3 separate regions of the Homo sapiens genome follow, and all the other regions are linked to region 1. The links are chromatin loops, found by intact Hi-C in ENCODE. Cell type or tissue: B cell. All regions are shown on one strand.

Region 1 (8,000 bases):
ACATGCCTGTAATCCCAGCTACTCGGGAGGCTGAGGCTAAGGCATGAGAATGGCTTGAACCCAGGAGGCAGAGGGTGCAGTGAGCCAAGATCACACCACTGCACTCCAGCTTGAGCGACAGCAAGACCCTGTCTCAAAAAAAAAAAAAAAAAACCATTGCTACAGTCCAGCTTCCTCATTTTATAGATGACGTGAAGGAGGCCCAGAGGTTCCTAACCCCAGAGGGCTAGGAACTTGCCCAGGGTGGCACGGCAAATTAGGAGCACCAGCCATCTAGAAACAGGCTCCAGAGCCCCAGGCATACCCAGGGATTGTGGCCACCTGCACACAGGGCAGCTTCAGTGTCCCCCAAAAAGCCTTGAGGCCCATTGGCTGCCCCCGGCCTCATGCCAGCGTTCTGCTCACTGTTCTGCTCCTTCAGGGGGCTGGAGACCACTGCTACTACCAGGGGAAGCTCCGGGGGAACCCGCACTCCTTCGCCGCCCTCTCCACCTGCCAGGGGCTGCAGTGAGTATGGGGAGGGGCCGGGCAGCTGGGAGAAGCCTCTGGCCCAGGCCTGGGGACGGAGGGGAGCTGCGCCTCTCTCTCCACAGTGGGGTCTTCTCTGATGGGAACTTGACTTACATCGTGGAGCCCCAAGAGGTGGCTGGACCTTGGGGAGCCCCTCAGGTAAGCCCCACACAACCCCTTGCCATCCTCTCTGGTGGCCCTGCCAAGCTTGTCCCAACAGCTGTTGCTGCCACCTCTTCCTCCTCCGGCTCCTCCCTCAGTAACCCCAGCCTCACTGCCCTCTTCAGTGACCCCAGCTCTGGTTCCCTCCCTCCTGTGCCCCAGCTCCCCCTGTGCCCCCAGCTCCAATGTCCCATCTGTCCCATAAGTGACCTCCCATTGGGCTCCAATGTCCTTTGCCCCTGTCTCTCAGGGTGCCCCCAGGTCTTGACCCCGGAATCTGAGCATCTGGGAGATCAGATCCGACATGGGAGCTGTGGCCAGTTCTGGGTCACCCCAGGGTGGGGTGGAGGCGAGGGCTGGATCTGGCCCCCGCCAAGTGGGCCTGGAGCAGGCCCAGTTGGCACCCCAAGAACTAATTTCCCCTCATTGCAGGGACCCCTTCCCCACCTCATTTACCGGACCCCTCTCCTCCCAGATCCCCTCGGATGCAGGGAACCAGGTAAGGGAGGGAAGGGGGGGTGGGGAGGGGCCGGCTGTGCCCCCCTCACCTGCCCCTCCCCACAGGCTGCCTGTTTGCTGTGCCTGCCCAGTCGGCTCCTCCAAACCGGCCGAGGCTGAGAAGGAAAAGGCAGGTACGGGGGCCCGCACAGACCTCGGGCTGCAGAGACCTCGGGCTGCAGAGAGACCTCAGGCCGTGGCCCAGAGCAGGAGGGCACCCTCATCTATGGCTGGGGCGAAGGAAGGCTCAGATGGATGTGGCTGGGGGCCAGGGACCGTGTCTGGGAGAAGCCCCCACCCCTTCCCTAATGCTGGCATCTACAGAGGCCCCATCCTGGGCAAACCGAGGCTGCCTGCCCTCATTCCAAAGCTGAGGAAGGACAGGACCCTCTGCCAGTGGGGAGCTGGCACTGTCCCTGGCTGGAGTCCAGACCCCCCCATCCCCACCGAGTCTGTTCCTGGCTTGGCCATGAGATCAGTCAGACATGGAAGGGACTGATTCCAAGTGCCCACCCACCCCCCAGGTCCGCCGGGGCCACCCTACAGTGCACAGTGAAACCAAGTATGTGGAGCTAATTGTGATCAACGACCACCAGCTGGTGAGTGCCAGGGCAGGGACAGGGCGTGACACTGGGAGGCCCCTGAGGAGCCTGGCCCTCCTCCCATTCTTCTCTCTCCCAGTTCGAGCAGATGCGACAGTCGGTGGTCCTCACCAGCAACTTTGCCAAGTCCGTGGTGAACCTGGCCGATGTGGTAAGCAGCTCTCCCTCCCTCCCTTCCCTCCTCCTCATGCCCCCCACCCCACCACACACATTAGGGGGCACTGTCAGCCCCTGGCTCCCACTTCCTGGAGAGAACAGACAGGCCCTCCTCCAGCCCTGGCCCCAACACCCACTCCCACCCTCCAGCCCCCTCATCTTCTCCCCAGATATACAAGGAGCAGCTCAACACTCGCATCGTCCTGGTTGCCATGGAAACATGGGCAGATGGGGACAAGATCCAGGTGCAGGATGACCTCCTGGAGACCCTGGCCCGGCTCATGGTCTACCGACGGGAGGGTCTGCCTGAGCCCAGTGATGCCACCCACCTCTTCTCGTGAGTCCCCCACCCTGCACCTCCTGCCAGCCTCTGCTAGTTGCTACAGTGCTTGGGATTACTTAACACCTGCCCTGTGCTGGCTGCTCCTCTCAGAGTCTGGGGACTGGGCTCACCTTGCACCTGCCACCTACCCCCAGCCACATGCAACAGCTGGGCATCATCCCCTGAATCTGAGGTTGATGCCCTTGTCTTAGCCCTGGTGGTCCTCTTCTGCCTCTCACCTCCCCTTAGTTCTGTCTTTCCCCTTTCAAACTGTCCCAGCATCCCTTCCTCAGGGACCCAGTGCCCTAGTAGGGAAAAAAATCTAATAAAAGGGCCTTGCAACTAGAGATGGTCTACTGGGAGCCTCTCCTTTGCCTTATGGGCAAAAGAACCCAAGGAGGGGCCAGGCGTGGTGGCTCATGCCTGTAATCTCAGCACTTTGGGAGGCCAAGGCGGGTAGATCATTTCAGGTTACGAGTTTAAGACCAGCCTGGCCAACATGGTGAAACCCCATCTCAAAATACAAAAATTAGCCAGGCGTGGTGGTGTGCACCTGTAGTCCCAGCTACTCGGGAGGCTGAGGCAGGAGAATCGTTTGAACCCAGGAGGTGGAGATTGCAGTGAGCTGAGATGGTGCCACTGCACTCCAACCTGGACCACAAGAGTGAAACTCTGTCTCAAAAGAAAAAAGAAAAAGAAAGAAAAAAAAGAACCCAAGGAGGGGGGGAAGGGTCTTGCCTGGGGTCACCAAGGCTGATGTAAAGGGCCAGGCTCACCTCCTGAGGAAGGACTCTAGTGTGAGGGGCTCCCCAAGGCCCCACCACCACCCGGGGAGCCACAGGGGAGGGCAGGAGGCCATCCTGACAGCGCACTCCCTTCCAGGGGCAGGACCTTCCAGAGCACGAGCAGCGGGGCAGCCTACGTGGGGGGCATATGCTCCCTGTCCCACGGCGGGGGTGTGAACGAGGTGAGCAGTGGGGGGACATGGCTGGGGTGGCGGCTGAGGGAAAGGGGCTTCAGGGGCACGACGTGCCTGTTGGAAGATGTAGACATCTGTGCCCCATCTTCCCCACCCCCAGTACGGCAACATGGGGGCGATGGCCGTGACCCTTGCCCAGACGCTGGGACAGAACCTGGGCATGATGTGGAACAAACACCGGAGCTCGGCAGGTATCCTCCCCCAGAGGCCCCCGTGTGGCCCACGCCCAGCAGCTCTGGAACGGGAGGGTGACAGTGGGAGGGGTGGTCCTTGGCCTCCCTCATATCCGCCTGGCTCACCCCTCAGGGGACTGCAAGTGTCCAGACATCTGGCTGGGCTGCATCATGGAGGACACTGGGTGAGTTCTTGGGGACAAACCGGGGGAAGGTCTTGGGCGAGGGGAGTCTTAGAGCGAGCATTGTTTGGCAGTCTGGACCAGGGGGCTCAAGAGGCCCAGCTCACAGAACCACTCAGGATCCCAAGAAGCCCAGTTTTCCGCAAACACTGCCCCGGGAGACCCAGATTTCCCTGCTGGGACACCAAAACCGGCCAGGCTGCAGTGCGCATCGTGGCCACTGGGCGCCGCCCAAGCCTCGCATGGAGACACCTTCCCTCCAGCGCGGCTGCGAGTCCCCAGGTTCAGCGGAGGGGATGGGAGCGACAGGGACAGGCGGGAGGATTCTGGTGCAATCCCGGGGCAGATCCTCCGCCTCCTCGCGATGGTGACGAAGTCCCCCAGTGTACCCCCTCCCCAGCCTTGAGAGGGGTGAGGGTGGGTTGGAGGGGAGCAGCCAGCAGCACCTCCCCTCGCCCTATCCAGGTTCTACCTGCCCCGCAAGTTCTCGCGCTGTAGCATCGACGAGTACAACCAGTTTCTGCAGGAGGGTGGTGGCAGCTGCCTCTTCAACAAGCCCCTCAAGGTACCAGCCCCGCGGCGGGGAGCATGGGAGCGGGCCCTGGGCGGGGTCCGGGCCAGACTCCCGACCTGTCCTCCCGGTCCAGCTCCTGGACCCCCCAGAGTGCGGGAACGGCTTCGTGGAGGCAGGGGAGGAGTGCGACTGCGGCTCGGTGCAGGTGAGCGGTGGTGCGGGCGCCAGGTGGGGAACCGGGATGCGGGGGTGGGCACGAGGGAGCGTCTGAGTGGGAGGATTAGGGCTCGCCCGCCTCCTTCCCCTCCTCCCGCGTCCCTCAGGAGTGCAGCCGCGCAGGTGGCAACTGCTGCAAGAAATGCACCCTGACTCACGACGCCATGTGCAGCGACGGGCTCTGCTGTCGCCGCTGCAAGGTAAGCAGGACCGGCCGGGAGGCGGGGCCAGGACGCAGGAGGAGCGATTGGAGGCCTTCATATAAGGGGTGGGAGCTAGGGAGGGAAGCGGAGCCTTCGGGGACGAAGGCCTCTGGGGCAGGGCTTGATGCGAAGACAGCGCCAATGGGGAGCAAGGGGCGGGGCTGAAGGATGTTGAAGGCGGGGCTACGAGGAGCGGGAAGGGAAGGCTGCCCAGAATCAAGGAGGGGCGGGAAGGTGGGCGGGCTTGGGGGCGGTGCTGAGTGCGCTGGGAGCGAGGTGGGGAGCGTTCAAGAGGTGGTGGGAGCAGGGAAATAAGAACAGGCCTGAAACGGGGCCCTGGGGAGCTGGAGGGCCCGGGGATGTGGGGGTCCAGAGAGCGAGGGGCCTGGGGAGGGCAGGGCCGAGGCATCCATCCTGCCTGACTCGAGGAGCGCGTCTCTTCCCTAGTACGAACCACGGGGTGTGTCCTGCCGAGAGGCCGTGAACGAGTGCGACATCGCGGAGACCTGCACCGGGGACTCTAGCCAGGTCCGCCCGGCCCCGCCGTCTTGTGGAGCCCTGGGCGAGGCAACCCCTACCCTTGTCGATTTGGTTTTCCCGGACGAGTGCTCAGCACTCCCCTCCTCTCCACAGCTGGCATCGACCTCCACTGATCAGACTGTTTTCTTATCTGAGAAAGGGGTTCTTCATGCTCCTGGCCTTGTTCCTTCAATCATTAAACCAGAATGTATCGTCTGGCTGGTATTCCCAGCGCCTGGCCCGGTGCCTGGTGTAGGTTAGGGATCAGAGTAGACGATAATATTAGTTAACATCTATTACAACCTAATTACATGCCAGGCATTTATCTCCCAGCCCTACGAGGGAGGGAGGCTGGAGCGGCTCTGGGGCTTGCAAATCCGTGTGGTCTGGGTCCAGAACCAGACAGATCGCTTGTCCTAGGCGTGGAAGAGCCCTGTGGCATGAGCCCCCAATGGGGGGCACTTGGTACCCCAGCATTCCTCCCTGGGGCAGCCCTCAGCTCCAGTCCTGGGACTGCTCCGCTCAACCCCACCCCTCTCTCCACAGTGCCCGCCTAACCTGCACAAGCTGGACGGTTACTACTGTGACCATGAGCAGGTATGATGGCTGCCCCCTGAGCCTGGGATTCAGGGCAGTCTCTTGTCTCCACTCTGACCACTCAGCATCTCCATCCCTTGCCTCTTAATTCTTGGACTCTCAGGGCCGCTGCTACGGAGGTCGCTGCAAAACCCGGGACCGGCAGTGCCAGGTTCTTTGGGGCCATGGTGAGTCTGGCTAGGGCTGGGAGTGGGGACTCCGGAGGACCCAGAGCTGAGAAGCTGGGGAGAGTGGGTTCCAGCTGAACAGGCCCCCAAGTGTGTAGCTCCCCAGGATCTCAGGGACCCAGGCAGAGTGTGGGAGATGCAGGCCTGAGGTCTTGGGGTGGGTCCTGGGGCGCGTGGGGTCACTTGGCATCCTCTCCCCACAGCGGCTGCTGATCGCTTCTGCTACGAGAAGCTGAATGTGGAGGGGACGGAGCGTGGGAGCTGTGGGCGCAAGGGATCTGGCTGGGTCCAGTGCAGTAAGCAGTGAGTACTGAGGCTCCCAGAGGGCCTCTCAGCTCCAGGGCAGGTGTGAGACTTTTCAGAGATGGGGCAGCAGGTTCTCCCAGGAGGAGCCTGTCAGTCCCAATGGGCGGGCACGTGGCAAATGAGGTGGCAGGGTGCAGGGTGAGGGCAGATTAGAGTTCAGTAGTTGAGTCTGAGGTCAAACTTGGGGCTCACTGTCTCTATATGCCCCAACAGGGACGTGCTGTGTGGCTTCCTCCTCTGTGTCAACATCTCTGGAGCTCCTCGGCTAGGGGACCTGGTGGGAGACATCAGTAGTGTCACCTTCTACCACCAGGGCAAGGAGCTGGACTGCAGGTGCTGGCCAGGACCAAGACTAGGGAGGGGAGGTTGCAGCTGTGCTGGGGGTTAGGAGACAGGGGGCTGAGGCTGGCTGTGTCACTTCCCCAGGGGAGGCCACGTGCAGCTGGCGGACGGCTCTGACCTGAGCTATGTGGAGGATGGCACAGCCTGCGGGCCTAACATGTTGTGCCTGGACCATCGCTGCCTGCCAGCTTCTGCCTTCAACTTCAGCACCTGCCCCGGCAGTGGGGAGCGCCGGATTTGCTCCCACCACGGGGTGACTGCCTGGAGCCTGGGATGGCGGGAGAAGCTTACAAGAGGGGACAGGCCCCTGCTCACCTCTCCTGGCCCTGCCCTGCCTCTAGGTCTGCAGCAATGAAGGGAAGTGCATCTGTCAGCCAGACTGGACAGGCAAAGACTGCAGTATCCATAACCCCCTGCCCACGTCCCCACCCACGGGGGAGACGGAGAGATATAAAGGTGAGGCTGGAGCTGGCCGAGGGGGGTCTGTCTGTCCTGCTCTCTATGCCTGTCCTTGCCAGCTAAGCCCTGCCATCCTCCCCAGGTCCCAGCGGCACCAACATCATCATTGGCTCCATTGCTGGGGCTGTCCTGGTTGCAGCCATCGTCCTGGGCGGCACGGGCTGGGGATTTAAGTAAGAGACACACACACCCTGTGCCCCCTGGCATCCTTGAGGGGGGATCAGAATCCCTACTGGTGGAGCTGAGGGGGCCCTCCCTGAAAGCCCAACTGAACCAGAGCTCACACGTCATAGGTCCAAGTAGCCTGCAGGGCTTAACATTTAGAAACTAGGAGATTTTAGGCTAGATGAGGTGGCTCACGCCTGTAATCCCAGCACTTTGGGAGGCCAAGGCAGGCGGATCACCTGAGGTCAGGAATTCAAGACCAGTCTGGCCAACATGGTGAAACCCCGTCTCTATTAAAAATACAAAAATTAGCCAGCCATGGTGGTGCGCACCTGTAATCCCAGCTACTTGCGAGGCTGAGGCAGAGAATTGCTTGAACCGGGGAGGTGGAGGTTGCAGTGAGCTGAGATCGCACCATTGCACTCCAGCCTGGGTGACAGAGCAAGACTGCGTCAAAAAAAAAAAAAAAAAAAAAAAAAGAAAGAAAGAGAGAAAGAAAAGAAAAGAGAAAAGAAATCAGGAGATTTTACACTAGCAATTCGGATTTCCAGCTCTGGAAACATGAAAAGGTTGAGCCCCAGCGTGCCTCTAAGCATCCCCAAATAGCCACAGAGTGGAGCTGGGCAGGGGCCACCCAAGCCAGGCATGTGTCCTCCAGTCTCCAGTCCCCACCCAGCCTATAATGCTTTGTGCGTGTCTAAGTTTGGGGTCCTTGTGCTGGTCTAACCCCCTTAATGTGCAGAGGAGGAACCCATGGCCCAAGGTCACATGATTGAGTTAGTAGCAGAGTCAGAGCTGGAACCGGGACGCATTTTTGTGGGTGCCCTGGGTAATTCTCCCTGGCCCTTACATTAGTGTCCAGGCCCCGGGGACCCCGGCCCCGCTCTGGGGCAAGGGGTCGCATGGCAGCCAAAGGCCCCTCCCTGAG
Region 2 (8,000 bases), 320 kb after region 1:
CCTCCCCAGTGGCTGGGATTACAGGTGTCTGTCACCACGCCAGGCTAATTTTTTTATTTTTTAGTAGAGATGGGGTTTCACCACATTGGCCAGGCTGGTCTTAAACTTCTGACCTCAGGTGATCCGCCCACCTCAGCCTCCCAAAGTGCTGGGATTACAGGCTTGAGCCACCACACCGGGCCAACAGAATTTTTTAATACCAAAGTTGGGCCAGCAGATGGAGATAGCTGAGAAGGCAGAAAAAGGCCTTTGTGGTTGGGTGTGGTGGCTCACACCTGTAATTCCAACAATTTGGGAGTCTAAGGTGGGAAGATCGATTGAGCCCAGGAGTTCAAAATCAATCAGCCGGGTCAATATAGTGAGACTGCCCCCGCTACAAAAGAAAAAAATTTAATAATTAGCCGGACATGGTAGTATGCCCCAGTAGTCTCAGCTACCCAGGAGGCTGAAGTAGGAGGATCGCTTGAAACCAGGAGTTGGAGGCTGCAGTGAGCCATGATCACACCAGTGCACTCCAGCCTGGGTAACAGAGTGAGACTCTATCTTGAAAAGAAAGGAAAAAAGGCCTTTGTTTGGGCCAGATGGTAAAAAATCAGACAAGGTGGGAAACAGCAGTGACTCTCCGTGGTAATTCCTTGACTAGCTTCGAGAGTCGTCCCTCTATAGCACTTCACAGAAGTTGAGACCAGTGGCTCTCCATTGTTGATGGCGCAGAATGATGAAGTGGTTGGTTAGTTAGGTGGCATTCTCGGTCTGCCACTCTACCACGTGATGGCTCAGTTTTCTACTATAACTAGGGTGTTTGCTCCAAGAGTTCCTACCATGCCAGGGGGCAGAAGGATTTGTGAGACTCCACGTCGTTTTTGGTAGTTTGCTTCATCCTTCTGAAAAGCCTAGAGCCCCAGGGTATTGGAGTTGGTCTACTACCTGGCAGAATACCTCCAAGTGAGCTGCTTATTTCTTTACAGCTAAAAGAACTGTACACCCTCCTGAATGAGAACTATGTGGAAGATGATGACAACATGTTCCGATTTGATTATTCCCCGGAGTTTCTTTTGTGGTAAGTTGTGGGGGCTTTCTTGAGGTTCTTGAGAGGAAGGCATAGAGCAGATCCACCAGAGGGCACCAGAGTTTTCATCCCTGCCAGGGGCCAACCTTTGAATGGCAAATTAGTGTGTCATTTTTGAGTTCCTGCATCTGAAGGACACTTGCTTTCATTAGCACTTAGAATTGCAGCCTTGTTTAAGACAATTGACTGGGTGAGGGAGACCTTCGTAGAGCTAGTACCCAGGGAAGAGGTATTCATTGTCTGGTGACTTTATATAAGAAAGGAACGGGCATGAGACCTACTAAGACTGAAAGAAAAGAAGGCACATTTTCTATCTAGTTCCTGAGCATGCTCAGTTGTATAGCCTTGCCTGGCTGAGCCATCCACCTGCCCAGGCCACGTTTAATATCCAGGAAGAGAGAGGCATGGGCCGAAATGGAGAGGGACTACCTGAAAGGGAAGGAAGAATTTGTACCAGAAAGAGGGAGACAGGACACCAGAGCTCCAGGGTTGCCACAGTCAGCTCTCAACCATGGGACCCACTGGCCTCCGAACCAAAGATGCCAGTACCTTGGTTCAAGCTGTCAAAGTGAACACAGAAATTGGATCAGGCATGAAATCCTCAGTATGATAACCTTGGGTTGGATGAGTAACTAGGCCAAATGGGATGAGCAGCCAGAAATGGTGATGGCTCGATTCTGTGTGTCCAGGAGGGCTTGGCCCTAAAGAGAATCCAGCTATTAACCCTCAGGGAGGTGGTAGCACCAGGTCCGAACCAAATTTGGCTGTGGAGCCCAAGCGGCTTGTCCAGCCTGCCGGCAAGCAGCACAACCACCCCAGCCTCTCTTTTCCAGGGCTCTCCGGCCACCCGGCTGGCTCCCCCAGTGGCACTGTGGGGTTCGAGTGGTCTCAAGTCGGAAATTGGTTGGGTTCATTAGCGCCATCCCAGCAAACATCCATATCTATGACACGTAAGCACCTGCACCTACCCCCACCCCCCACAACACCGCCATCCTGCTTGGTCTGGGAGAGAGTAGAAAAAGGCTGCACAATGTGCCCCATGAAAGGAAGAGGGAAGGTCTCAGGAAGGGAGGATGCCCAGGTGCGGGGACTGCAGATTCATCCTAGGAACCACCTGTTCTGCTCAGAGTCCCAGCCAGCTCCCTTGTTTGTGGCCCAGGTTGGAAGGAGCCCACCCTGAGGCCTGGTGTGCCTGCTCAGCAGAGGCTTGTTTTTGTTTTTGTTTATTATTTTTTACATTTTATAGAGGCAAGGTCTTGCTATGTTGCCCACGCTAGTCTCAAACTCCTGAGCTCAAGTGATCCACTCACCTCTGCCTCCCAAGAGTGTTGGGAATATAGACGTGAGCCATTGTGCCTGGCCAGAGGCTTTTCTTAGTCTCACTCTGTTGCCCGGGCTGGAGTGCAGTGGTGCGATCTTGGTTCACTGCAAGCTCCACCTCCAGGGTTCAAACGATTCTCCTGCCTCAGCCTCCCAAGTAGCTGGGATTACAGGCATGCGCCACCACACCTGGCTAATCAGAGGCTCATTTTTGAACGCCTGTACCAGTCACACATGGAAGCACTTGAACAGCAGCAGAAATGGGCCAGAGCGAGTGTGACCCAGATTCAGATAGTCCTTGGGGCCTGTGATCTCTGCTCTTCATTTTCCCTGGAAGTGTTGAAACCATCTGCCTGCCACAGTCTTCAGGGCTTATTACCAGCTGTGTTCTTGAGGGAATCAGAACCCTTGAAACCCTAGAATTGCCTTGACCTGCCCCGTGGGTTCCCTGTGCTGCTTCCCTGCATGCTAAAGGTGGGATTCCCCAGCCAACTCCTAGGGACTCATCAGGGAGATGCTGGTGGTACCTTCAAATAAAGGTGTTTGCTTGGGTCCCACCTTCCTTTGGAAATAGATTCTGTTGAAGTGAGGCAGGCTCCTTGCCTGGTGGAGTGTGGTGGGGAGTCCCAGTACTGAGTGCAGGTGGCAGCTAAAAGTACACCCGTGCTGCAGACCTGGTCCTTCTAGGTGTGGCTGCACGTGCTTGATGGGATCACCATTCCCTTCCCTGTTAAAAACCTTGTCACCTGGATTTTTCCCCCTCTTAGAGAGAAGAAGATGGTAGAGATCAACTTCCTGTGTGTCCACAAGAAGCTGCGTTCCAAGAGGGTTGCTCCAGTTCTGATCCGAGAGATCACCAGGCGGGTTCACCTGGAGGGCATCTTCCAAGCAGTTTACACTGCCGGGGTGGTACTACCAAAGCCCGTTGGCACCTGCAGGTAAAACTGTCTTCCTGTAAGGCCCCAAAAATGCGGGTGTCTGCACTGTAGTTGAGGAGCATGTGCCACTGTGAGTCACAGCTCCGCCCTTAGCATCCCACCTCTGGCGTATCTGGTAAGGCGGGCACTTGGTGCCTGCAGGAGCCAGATGGGGAGCATGGAGAGGGCGGGAGGGTTGTAGGGATGGCAGATTGGCAAGTCCCTGCCTTGTCTGGAGGGCTCTTGGTGTCTGCTGGCTGCTGCCATTTGGAGATGGTGGGGGGCGGTACTGGTGGTTTGTTTTTGTTTTTAGGGATGAGCCCAAATCTGGATTTTTATGGGAAATGTCCTAAAGTTTTAAATGGTTGGCTCAAATTGTTTTGAATATTGTGTGCACCAAATAGAGCAAGTCAGCTATGTGATCTAAGGGCAACCTCTGCCTTAGAAAGTTGTTTAAAACAATTGAATAATCTCTCCTTAGAGAACTTTAAAAGTAAAAACACCAGGTGTGAAAGCAGAAGGGGAGGAGGGAGGAGGGTGAGTGCCTCTGCCATCATCTTCTGGGCATGACTACAGTCCTTTTCCGTTGACTTGATTCTAGGAGTGAGGATTGGTCTCCCCAGACAACCGCTGTAGCAAAGGAATAGTTTTTGAAATTGAGCAAGAAAAATAGGGAGAAAGAAAATCCAGGAGGAGCTTTGGCAGCACTCACTGTGGGGAGGGGGAGGCTGGAGAGCAGGGTGACACCACTGACTCCGGAGGCACCTGATGTGTCTCTCACGCCACCTGCTGGCCAGCTGGGGTCTCCCTGCCATTGTCCTTGTAATAGGGATTGGCCAGAACCCTGAGGACAGGACATTTGTGTCCCCACAGGTATTGGCATCGGTCCCTAAACCCACGGAAGCTGATTGAAGTGAAGTTCTCCCACCTGAGCAGAAATATGACCATGCAGCGCACCATGAAGCTCTACCGACTGCCAGAGGCCAGTGCTGCCCCGGGTGGTGGGCAGGGGGCAGAGAGAGGGCAAGGAGAGCCTGGCTGTCAGCAGGAGAGAAGGGCTCTGGGTGGAGAGGGAGCTTTCTCCTACTGGAAAAGCGAACCAGCCCATAGTCTTCAGATTTCCTGGACTTTCTATTTCTGTTATCTGAAGCAGGATTTTATTTTAGTTTAACTTTCTCAGTTCCTCTGAGTCTGTGCCTGGACTAGCTTCTCTGCCATCTGTTGAAAGGCTCAGAGAACACCTATTCTCTGTAATTTTAGCCTAAGTAAAGCATAAATAGAATGATGAATCCACTTAGTGAACCTTCATACACACGGCAGCGCGTTCCAAAGCCCAGCGCAGATGCACTACAGGGTCTGTGACGCCCCTCTGCCGGGTCAGGTAAAGGGTGACCTGAGCTTGTGAGGGATCCCCGATTTCTAATCCCAATTTCCCCACCCAGATTTGGCTGAAGGACTGGGCAACCTTAAAGTGAGCTGCTTTTCTGTTCTGGGTCTCAGTTTTCCTAGTTTCCCAAAGAAACAAATGCTCCAACTGTGGCTGGCTTCAGGTAGGGATTCTTTTTTTTTTGTTTTGAGACAGGGTCTCATTCTGTTGCCCAGGCTGGAGTGCAGTGGCACAGTCACAGCTCACTGCAGCCTCGACCTCCCAGACTCAACTGATTCTCCCACCTCAGCCTCCCAAGTAGCTGGGACTACAGGCGTGTGCCGCCATGCCCGGCCAATTTTTGTTTTTATAGAAACGGGGTTTTGCTGCCAGGCGCAGTGGCTCACGCCTGTAATCCCAGCACTTTGGGAGGCTGAGGTGGGCAGATCACGAGATCAGGAGATCAAGACCATCCTGGCTAACACGGTGAAACCCCGTCTCTAGTAAAAATATAAAAAATTAGCCAGTCGTGGTGTGGTGGGTGCCTGTAGTCCCAGCTACTTGGGAGGCTGAGGCAGGAGAATGGCATGGACCCGGGAGGTGGAGCTTGCAGTGAGCCAAGATCACGTCATTGCACTCCAGCCTAGGCGACAGAGCGAGACTCCGTCTCAAAATAAAAGAAGCCTGGGCGTGGTGGCTCACGCCTGTAATCCCAGCACTTTGGGAGGCCAAGGCAGGCGGATCACGAGGTCAGGAGATCGAGACCATCCTGGCCAACACGGTGAAACCCTGTCTCTAATAAAAATACAAAAAATTAGCTGGTCGTGGCGTGGCGGGCACCTGTAGTCCCAGCTACTTGGGAGGCTGAGGCAGGAGAATGGCATGAACCTGGGAGGCGGAGCTTGCAGTGAGCCAAGATCGCACCACTGCACTCCAACCTAGGCAACAGAGCAAGACTCCGTCTCAAAAAAAAAAAAAAAAAAAAAAAAAAAAAAAAAAGAAGGCCAGGCGCGGTGGCTCACACCTGTAATCCCAGCACTTTGGGAGGCCTAGGCGAGTGGATCACGAGGTCAGGAGATCGAGACCATCCTGGCTAACATGGTGAAACCCCGTCTCTACTAAAAATACAAAAAAAAATTAGCCGGGCTTGGTGGTGGGCGCCTGTAGTCCCAGCTACTCGGGAGGCTGAGGCAGGAGAATGGCGTGAACCCGGGAGGCGGAGCTTGCAGTGAGCTGAGATAGCGCCATTGCACTCCAGCCTGGCCCACAGAGCGAGACTCCATCTCAAAAAAAACAACAACAACAAAAAAAGGATTTTGCCATGTTGCCCAGGCTCATCTGAATTCCTGGGCTCAAGTGATCCACCCACCTCAGCCTCTCAAAGTGCTGGGATTACAGGCATGAGCCACTGTGCCCATCCCAGTAGGGATTCTTAAAATCCCTTCTCAGGTGGGCGGTGGCTCACGCCTGTAATCCCAGCACTTTGGCAGGACAAGGCGGGTGGATCACGAGGTCAAGAGATTGAGACCATCCTGCCAACATGGTGAAACCCTGTCTCTACTAAAAACACAAAAATTAGCTGGGTGTGGTATGTGCCTGTAATCCCAGCTACTTGGGAAGCTGAGGCAGCAGAGTTGCTTGAACCTGGGAGGCAGAGGTTGCAGCGAGCCGAGATCGCACCATTGGACTCCAGCCTGGCGACAGAGCAAGACTCCGTCGCAAAAAAAAAAAAAAAAAAAAAAGGAAAGAAAGAAAAAATCTCTTCTCTTTCCTCGGAGTGCTTCTTCCTATTGGTCATCAGTGCACACAGTCACTGCGTTCCTGCTGACATGAGGCTGCCTGCCTGGACTCCTCAGCCTCTAAACAGGATTGATCACTCTGAAATCAGGCTAATCCACCTAGTGATTGGGGTCATTAGTGTCCCATCTTGAGAGACTGCTGCAGTACCGTTAGACACTGCCAAAAGCACAGGCTTGGGGGACTGTGGTATGTGTCTTCTCCCTTCTGTTCTCATGACAGATCTGCCTTGCGTTCTAGGCCGGTGGGCAGGCAGGCAGAGAGCATTCTTAGAGTGCTGCAGCAGCAGAAGAATGTCTCACCCATGTCTGGGTGGAAACCCCAGCATGGCTGTGTTTTCAGTCCAGGATTTGAGGTATCATTGTGGGAGCTGCCATGTAGAATGAGGTCATTGAGCGTTCCCCTAAAGAGACGAGGATTTAGCAAGGAATTTTAGAGGCTGGAGGTTCTAGAACTGAAGTTTTAAAAGCAATTCCTGCACTGGGAAGCATTGTGTCAGGCACTGACTGAGGCCTGTAAACTGTGACACCACCCTGTTTGCAGATTGCCCCAAGGCCACCTTTGTGTATCTGAGCCTCTGGGGATGTTCTACCAGCCCCGGTATTTGCTCCACAGGATCACATGGTTTCATTCCACTGAAGCATTTTTCTAGCAAAAGCAGCTGCCGGGTGGGACGCTGACTGGGGATAAAATCCTGGGAGTATGCTGCTTTTCTTCTGAATGTAACCCACAGCCGTGTCTCTCTGGGAAGTACTGGTGTAATAGTGTCTGGGTGGGCAGACCCTGGCTGGGCCCTGGGGTCTGTCCGCGAAGTGCTCTAAGTCTAGCAGAGAAAGAGCAGTGAGTGTGGGATGGCATCAGTCACAGTTCAGTGAGAAGCCTGTGAGGACTGTTGGGCTGCGTGGGCAGAAGGTACAGCTAGAAAGGCCAACCTGGCCCAAGGGTAGAAATTCTTGTCTTCTGGGGTGGGGAGTTTGAAACAAGGGTGGAGCATGAAGGGTTGTGTTTTCTTAGGGAGTCAGCCTGGGGCCATGTAGATGGTTGATTGATGTAGCAGTCTGAGTCTGCCTGGACTAGGAGGGAAAGGGCCAGAAGATACGGAAGAGGCAGGCCCTGTGCCTGAGGAGATATGCACGGGGGTGCAGGGAGCCGCCGAATGACCAGGGATTCTCTCTTGAGGGCCTGATCTGTCCTTGCCATGGATAGATCCAGGGTGATCAGCTCATCTCACTCCATCTCTTCTGTCTTGCCTCCAGACTCCCAAGACAGCTGGGCTGCGACCAATGGAAACAAAGGACATTCCAGTAGTGCACCAGCTCCTCACCAGGTACTTGAAGCAATTTCACCTTACGCCCGTCATGAGCCAGGAGGAGGTGGAGCACTGGTTCTACCCCCAGGAGAATATCATCGACACTTTCGTGGTGGAGGTGAGTCAGGGAGTGGTGTTCCAGGTCTCTAACACGTTCCCAGAGAGGCACCCCCCTGAGTGGCCGGGTTCCCAGGGCTCGAGTGTTGGCACCTTAGACTTCCT
Region 3 (8,000 bases), 420 kb after region 1:
GCGTGAGCCACCGCACCTGGCCCACTGCATGTCTTTTATTTGTACTACCTAGGTATGTATACTTAAATAATATGTAGTCTTAAGCACTTTAAAAATTTTTATGAATCATACTACCAAAATCTTATAACTTGCTGCTTACTTAAAACGTTTTAAGATTTATTTATGTGGGCGGGGCACAGTGGCTCACGCCTGTAATCCCAGCACTTTGGGAGGCTGAGGAGGGTGGACCACCTGAGGTCGGGAGTTAGAGACCAGCCTGGCCAACATGGAGAAACCCCATCTCTACTAAAAATACAAAAATTAGCCGGGCATGGTGGCACGTGCCTGTAGTCTGAAGGAGGCTGAAACAGGAGGATCGCTTGAACCCGGGAGGCGGAGGTTGCAGTGAGCCAAGATCACGCCACCACACGTCAGCCTGGGTGACAAAGGGAGACTCTGTCTCAAAAAAAAAAAAAAAGATTTATTTATGTGATACATGTAGCTCCATTCATTCGTCTTTGTTCTTTGTCTTATTTTATATTAAGGGTAATTTTTTTATGGAAGTATACAACATTTATACAAAAAAAGTAGATAAATAGTAAGTGTACAGCTTAATGAATTTTCATAGTCAACACACCTATGTAACCACACCCAATGAAGACACAACTGGCCAGGAATGGTGGCTCATGCCTGTAGTCCCATCACTTTTCGGGGACCAAGGTAGGCAGATCACTTGAGCCCAGGAGTTTGAGACCAGCCTGGGCAACATGGTGAAACCCTGTCTCTACCAAAAATACAAAAAATTAGCCGGGTACAGTGGCATGTGCCTGTGGTCCCAGCTGCTTGGGAGGCTGAGGTGGGAGGATTGCTTGAGCCTGGGAGGCGAAGGCTGCAGTGAGCTGAGGTCTCACAATAGCACTCCAGCCTGGGCAACAGAGTGAGACCTCATCTCACAAAAGAAACAAAGAAAAAGAGAAACAACTCTGTCTGTACTCAGAACCAGCCAAGCCCTGTTTTTTTTTTTTTGTTGTTGTTGTTGTTTTTGAGACAGAGTCTAGCTCTGTCACCCAGGCTGGAGTGCAATCGCACGATCTCGGCTCTCAGCTCACTATAACCTCTGCCTCCCAGGTTTAAGAGATTCTTCTGCCTCAGCCTCCTGAGTAGCTGGGACTACAGGCGTGCACCACCACGCCCAGCTCATTTTTGTGTTTTTAGTAGAGACAGGGTTTCACCATGTTGGCCAGGCTGGACTCGAACTCTTAACCTCAGGTGGTCTGCCTGCCTTGGCCTCCCAAAGTGCTGGGATTACAGGCATAAGCCACTGTGCCCAGCCCCAAGTCCTGTTTTTAATAACTGTTCCCCAAGGTAACCTCCATCCTGACCCCTAACATAGATTAGTTGGCTGTTTTGGAATTTTCTATGAAAATAAACATGCTATATGTACCCCTTTGGTGCTCAGTTTCTTTCCTTCAACATTATATCTGTGAGATTTATCCATGTTGTTATGAGTAGTAGCTGTTCATTCTTTTTCATTGCTGTATAATATTCCATTGAATTAATAAACTAAAGTGCCTTCATTCATTCTGCTGCTGCTGGACATTTGGGTTGCTTCCAGTTTGGGGTTATTATGTATGATTAGTGTTTCTATGAAAATTATTTTACATGTCTTTTGGTACACATGTGCATGCATTCCTCTTGAGTTTATATCTAGGATTGGAGTTGCTGGGTCATACTATATAAATATATTCAATTTTAACAGAAAATGTTAAATGGTTTTCCACCCTCACCAGTTCAGTATGAGAATTCCTTTGCTCCACGTACTTGGCCCACACTTGGTGTTGACTGCTTTTTTCATTTTAGCCATTCTAGTGGAGATGGACTTCCTTGTTTTGTTTTGTTTTGTTTTGTTTTGAGATGGAATTTCGCTCTTGTTGCCCAGGCTGGAGCGCAATGGCATGATCTTGGCTCACCACAACCTCTGCCTTCCAGGTTCAAGGGATTCTCTTGCCTCAGCCTCCCCAGTAGCTGGGATTACAGGCATGCGCCACCACGCCTGGCTAATTTTGTATTTTTTGTAGAGACGGGGTTTCTCCATGTTGGTCAGGCTGGTCTGGAACTCCTGACCTCAGGTGATCTGCCCTCCTCAGCCTCCCAAAGTGCTGGGATTACAGGGGTGAGCCACCTCTCCCAGCCCAACTTCCCTGTTTTAAGTTAAATTTATTGTGCTAAGCATTTTACATGCATTTTTTTTTTTTTTTTGGAGACAGAGTCTTGCTCTGTTGCCCAAGCTGGAGTGCAGTGGTATGATCTCGGCTCACTGCAACCTCCGCCTCCTGGGTTCAAGTGTTTGTCATGCCTCAGCCTCCCAAGAGCTGGGATTACAGGTGCATGCCACCATGCCTGGCTAATTTTTGTGTTTCTAGTAGATTGGGTTTCACGATGTTGACCAGGCTGGTCTCGAACTCCTGACCTCAAGCAATCTGCCAGCCTTGACCTCCCAAATGGCTGGGATTACAGGCATGAGCCACCAAGTCAGGCCTTTATATCATCTTCTTTTTTTACCTACATATCAACTCCATGAGGAAGGTATTGCTGTTAACCCTGTTTTACAGATGGGAAACTGAACTTAAAGTTAGGGAACTTCAAGGCCACATAGTGAGGGCTAGTGCAGAACCTCCAGGCTTTACTGTCCCTATTGCTGTGGTCTGTGCCATCTGGTAGTGGTGGAGGGGGTCCCACGAAGACAAATTACTGGAAGCCGATGACACAAATACAGTAACTGGGATATTATTCGAGGTGCACTGGGGGCCCCAAAGCCGAATGAGATGAATTCCACTGCACGGGCTGGAAGGAGTCACAGAGAAGGCCTGGATTGAACTGAATCTTTGGACAAATTTAGAGTGATAGTACCCATCTCTGATGGTCCTAGTGAGGATTTAAGGTGCTTTAAGCATTAGGTAAAGCTCCTGGTACTCGCACATAGCGGGTGCTCAGTGAAGGGCTGTTGAAGGAATTAGTGAACGCATGTAGGATCGGGAGACCTATGCACAGTTATGGTCTTTCCTGGAGCCAGGGGATGGACAAAATGACCTCTCTAGGCCTCTTTCGTCCTGAGTTTGAGTAGGTCAGGGGAAAGCCTAGGGTAAAGGGCCAGCTCCACTAGCCCAGGCAGGGAATGACTCCCCCTGCCCAGCCCCTATGACTAAGGGGCTGTGAGAGCAACTCCTTTCTAGACAAGGAAGAAATAATGTCACAGGGCATTGTCTGCGCTGCTCCCCAGCACCCTGTTACCCCTTCTCCAGCTCTACCCTGAGCTCTGGATCCAGCAGAAGGAACTGAAGTCTAGGACCCACAACCCCCAGAAAAAGGCCCAGGCAGGGGGATGGGCTGGGGAGGTGTGTGTTTGTTTTGAAAGCCTGTAGAGGAGGAGGAGGAGGGGGAGGAGAGGGAGATGGGGTGGAGGAGAGTAGGAGGTGGAGGAGAGGAGGAGGAGGAGGAGGAGAGGGAGATGGGGTGGAGGAGAGGGGTAGGATTAATTTGCAGCTTAGATTTTAGGGCCAAGGATTGAAGCCTCTTCCTGCACTCCTCCCCTCCTCCACTTGGCATTATCCCAAGGAGTTGCCTTGGGGCTTCCGTGATGGCGACGGGAATGCGGGGAAGTTGAGGGCCTGGGAGCCCGAGGCCAGATGGAGGCAAAGAGGAGTGAGGCTGCTCACAGACCCTGGTGGGCTGGGTTCTGGAAGAAAACCATGGGCTGACCAGCTCCAGGGCCTGGCTGAGCCTCAGCCAGGTTCTGCCAGAGCTGGCTCAACAGCGGCACCTGCCGGCTGGGGCCCTCTCTGCGGGGAAGGGCTCCTCCACCGCCCTGGGAGCCCCGCGGGTGAGTCGCTCCTGGCCTGGCTCTGTGGCCTCCCCAGAGGTCAGATCAGGAAATGTTGCGAGCCGAGGAATGTTCTGAAGCGGAGGGCCTCTGCCCTTCTGGCCTCCACCTGTGCCCCTAACACTACCCTGTTCACCCAGGACACTAACCGAGGGCCAGGGCTGGGGGAAAAAGAGTAGGATGAAGGCCACTCACTTTAGGGAGGTTCCTGGTTTGGGTAGTTATTATTATTATTATTTTTTAATTTGGAAATACTTTAAAGCTTACAGAAGAGCTTCAAGAATGATACAAAGATTCTTCCTCCCTTACCTAGATTTATCAGTTGATAACATTTTGCCCCATTTGCTTTCTTTCTCTCTTTGTATATACAGTAGATAAAAACGTAGTTTTAGTTGGTTGAACGTGGGGGACAAGAAAATGAAAAATAAAAAATTAACAAAACAACATAGTTTTAGGCCAGCAGCAGTGGCCCATGCCTGTAATCCCGGTACTTTGGGAAGCCAAGGCAGGATAATCACTTAAGCCCAGAAGTTTGAGACCAGCCTGGGCAACATAGTGAGACCTCGTCTCTGCAAAAAAATAAACAAAATTAGCCAGCTGTGGTGATGTGTAACTGTAGTCCCAGCTACTCAAGAGGCTGAGGTGGGAGGGTCGCTTGAGCCAGCGAGATTGAGGCTGCAGTGAGCCATGATTGCGCCACTGCACTCCAGCCTGGGCGACAGAGCGTGGCCTTGTCTCAAAAAACAAAAAACAAAAAAACAATAAAAGCATAGTTTTTTTTTGGTATATTAACTGAACTGAAAGTGGCAGCCATCATGCCCCTTTGCCCCCAAATACTTCAGTGGGTATTACCTAAGAACAAGGATATTTTCTCGCATCACCACAGTTCAGTGAAATTTAACATCAATACAATAATTTACTGTCTATATTCCAATTTTTATCAATAAGGATCCTTTAGAATATTTTTTCCCTGTAGTATAAGATCCAGATCAGGATCACACATTGCATTTAATTGGCTTCCTCTTCTCCTTTTTTTTTGAGACAATGTCTCACTGTGTCACCCAGCCTGGAGTGCAGTGGCGTGATATTGGCTCACTGCAGCCTCTACTTCCTGGGCTCAACAGATCCTCTCACCTCAGCCTCCTGAGTAGCTGGGACTACAGCGTGCCAGCACACCTGACTAATATTTCTTTTCTTCTTTTAGAAATGAGGTCTCGGCCAGGTGCGGTGGCTCACGCCTGTAATCCCAGCACTGTGGGAGGCCGAGGCAGGCAGATCACGAGGTCAGAAGATCGAGACCATCCTGGCTAACACAGTGAAACCCCGTCTCCACTAAAAATACAAAAAATTAGGCAGGCGCCTGTAGTCCTAGCTACTCGGAAGGCTGAGGCAGGAGAATAGCATGAACCCGGGAGGTGGAGCTTGCAGTGAGCTGAGATCACGCAACTGAACTCCAGCCTGGGTGACAGAGCGTGATTCCGTCTCAAAAAAAAAAAAAAAGAAAAAGAAAAAAAAGAAATGAGGTCTCACTATGTTGCCCAGGCTGATCTACCCACCTCGGCCTCCCAAAGTGCTGGGATTACAGGCGTGAACCACTGTGTCCGGCCATTTTTCTTCTTCTTCTTCTTTTTTTTTTTTTTGAGACGGACTCTTGCTCTGTCGCCAGGCTGGAGTGCAGTGGCGCGATCTTGGCTCACTGCAACCTCCGCCTCTTGGGTTCAAGCAATTCTCCTGCCTCAACCTCTGGAGTAGCTGGGATTACAGGCACTTGCCACCATGCCCAGCTAATTTTTGTATTTTTAGTAGAGATGGGGTTTCATCGTGTTGGCCATGATGGTCTCGATCTCCTGACCTCGTGATCTGCCCACCTCGGCCTCCCAAAATACTGAGATTACAGGCATGAGCCACCACGCCCAGCCATTTTTCTATTTTTTGTAGAGACAGGGGTCTCCCTATGTTGCTCAGGCTGGTCTTGAACTCCTGGGCTCAAGCAATCCTCCTGCCTCAGCCCCCAAAGTGCTTGCTGGGATTTCAGGCATGAGCCACCACACCCAGATATTTAGGCTTCTTTATTTTTTATTTATTTTTATTTTTTGAGACTGAGTTTTGCTCTTATTGCCCAGGCTGGAGTGCAGTGGTGCGATATCGGCTCAACTGGGTTCAAGTGATTCTCCTGCCTCAGCCACCTGAGTAGCTGGGATTACAGGTGCACGCCACCACACCCAGCTAATTTTTGTACTTTTAGTAGAGATGGGGTTTTGGCATATTGGCCAGGCTGGTCTCGAATTTCTGGCTTCAGGCCATCTGCCCATCTCAGCCTCCCAAAGTGTTGGGATTACAGGTGTGAGCCACCATGCTGGCCTAGGCTTCTTTAATCTGGGGCAATTCCTCATCTTTTTCATCTTTCATGACATTTTTTCAGAGTAGGACTCCCCCACACATTTTTCCTTTTAATCGAATGCACCTTATTTGAGGTTTGTCTGGTATTTCCTTATGGATAGATTCAGGCTATGTCTCCCTGGTGCAAATATAAGCAATATTATATTGTTTGGGTGGAGTTCTCTCCACTTTAAGGGATTCATGGAACTTCTGAACCTCTGAGGTTGATTAACCCCTGAGTTGTCTGTCAAAAAAATCAGATTTTCAAAACAAGTTAAGAAGGACATCATGAATTATGCGTGTGTCTTCACTCTGCTGATGGCTGGCTTAGGCTCTGCATTCTCTCTCTCCCTCTTCCCCTCCCGCTACCGAACTTGCCCTTGAAATTTCAGCAGCTGCTGTTGAAAGCATTCTTTTTGAAGGCCACTAGGGACCCCTAATTGCCCAACTCAGTCGCTTTCATAGTCTTCATCCTCTTGACCTCTTCTCAGGGCAACGGACTGGCTCACCCGCCCTTCTCCCTAAAACCACAGAAGGCCGCGCTTGGCTGTCCCAGTCTCTGCCCATTTCCTTCAACAAAAATGACAGAATGCCGGCTGCTCTGGGAGGTACAGAGGTGGATCCACTGTGGAGCCAGCTTTGCAGGTGGTGGCTTGTCAGGAAAATTCTGCAGGTCCTGGTCTTTTTTTCTTTTCTTTTCTTTCTTTTTTTTTTTTTTTTTTGAGACTGAGTCTCACTCTATTGCCCAGGCTGGAGTGCAGTGGCATGATCTCGGCTCACCGTGACCTCCGCCTCCCGGATTCAAGTGATCCTCTTGCCTGAGCCTCCCAGGTAGCTGGGATTACAGGCGCCCACCACCACGCCCAGCTTATTATTGTATTTTTAGTAGAGACAGAGTTTCACCATGTTGGCCAGGCTGGTCTCCAGAACTCCTGACCTCAGCTGATCTAGCCGCCTTGGCCTCCCAAAGTGCTGGGATTACAGGCATGAGCCACCACACCCGGCCTGGTCCTGGTATTTCTTGTATACTCCCCACACCCCAGTGAAGATGTTCTCTCAGCTTTTGTCCTCAGATGGGGTGCCTGGAATTGGTCTTTCCCCTGGAGGAGCCCCACCTTCTAGTGGTTTCAACTTTGCCTCTCCTTCAACAACCCAGGAGGGCAGCCCTGAGTCTCTGACCCTGACTCAGTGGATGTCCAGGCAGAATTATGTCAGGAATGGATCTGGGCTTAGTGTTTCTTCCTCAGCAGCCCCTAGGGCAAACAGACCTCCCCTCATACTCCTTTCCCAGGCCGTGAGCTCTTTTTAGGCAGGTTGGGGTCTAATTCTTCTCTATCCCTCGGCACTGGGCATGCAGTTGGCCCTCCATCAATATTTATGGAATAATGGCCAGGCGCAGTGGCTCATGCCTATAATCCCAGCACTTTGGGAGGCTGAGGCGGGAGGATTACTTGAGGTCAGGAGTTCAAGACCAGCCTGGTCAACATGGCAAAACCCAGTCTCTACTAAAAATACAAAAATTAGCTCGGTGTGGTGGCGCATGCCTGTAATTCCAGCTACTTGGGAGACTGAGGTAGGAGAATCATTTGAACCTGGGAGGCGGAGGTTGCAGTGAGCCGAGATTGGGTCATTGCATTCCAGCCTGGGTGACACAATGAGACTCTGTCTCGAAAAAAAAAAAAAAGTTATGCAATAATGAGCAAAGAGGTTCAGGGCTTGCCTAAGGCTTGGCCTTGCTCTTGGCTTTCATCACAGGGACCTA

What was found. Hi-C counts contacts between places; a loop is a spot of excess contacts. Peaks named below come from ENCODE experiments on the same cell type or tissue, not always from the same donor. Only the 100,000 strongest peaks of a DNase experiment are listed, where the experiment ranks them.
Region 2: a loop joins it to region 1, with 17 times the contacts of the local background. A loop is called at or near these places in 14 of 110 quality-filtered maps.
Region 3: it touches region 1 in a loop (27-fold over the local background); 7 of 110 quality-filtered maps call a loop at or near these places.

Annotation. Positions count from the first base shown.
Region 1 is chr17:44,771,163-44,779,162 of GRCh38, forward strand. It overlaps ADAM11 (ADAM metallopeptidase domain 11), which reads left to right. Exons shown (of 27, transcript NM_002390.6): 5 at 422-507; 6 at 594-669; 7 at 1,105-1,171; 8 at 1,237-1,304; 9 at 1,695-1,769; 10 at 1,852-1,923; 11 at 2,099-2,265; 12 at 3,133-3,217; 13 at 3,330-3,420; 14 at 3,536-3,587; 15 at 4,050-4,149; 16 at 4,232-4,303; 17 at 4,422-4,514; 18 at 4,965-5,045; 7 more. Among named protein-coding and RNA genes, the nearest start is that of ADAM11, 16 kb to the left of the region's middle. RefSeq lists a silencer at 4,729-5,048 and enhancers at 4,886-5,386, 7,481-8,000. In B cell, CTCF peaks have their summits at 3,806 and 4,007; DNase peaks (open chromatin) are centred at 3,849, 4,639, 5,970, 6,186 and 1 weaker place; H3K4me3 peaks cover 1,811 bases; H3K27me3 peaks cover 2,568 bases.
Region 2 is chr17:45,095,226-45,103,225 of GRCh38, forward strand. It overlaps NMT1 (N-myristoyltransferase 1), which reads left to right. Exons shown (of 12, transcript NM_021079.5): 5 at 969-1,060; 6 at 1,903-2,019; 7 at 3,157-3,327; 8 at 4,180-4,288; 9 at 7,726-7,896. Among named protein-coding and RNA genes, the nearest start is that of MIR6784, 15 kb to the right of the region's middle. RefSeq lists enhancers at 2,903-3,403, 3,404-3,904, 4,316-4,365. In B cell, CTCF peaks have their summits at 1,104 (motif pointing right), 1,308, 4,114 (motif pointing left) and 4,313; DNase peaks (open chromatin) are centred at 1,112 and 4,086.
Region 3 is chr17:45,194,175-45,202,174 of GRCh38, forward strand. The region is part of intron 2 of FMNL1-DT (FMNL1 divergent transcript); the gene reads right to left. Among named protein-coding and RNA genes, the nearest start is that of FMNL1-DT, 24 kb to the right of the region's middle. In B cell, CTCF peaks have their summits at 3,795 (motif pointing left) and 3,998; a DNase peak (open chromatin) is centred at 3,807.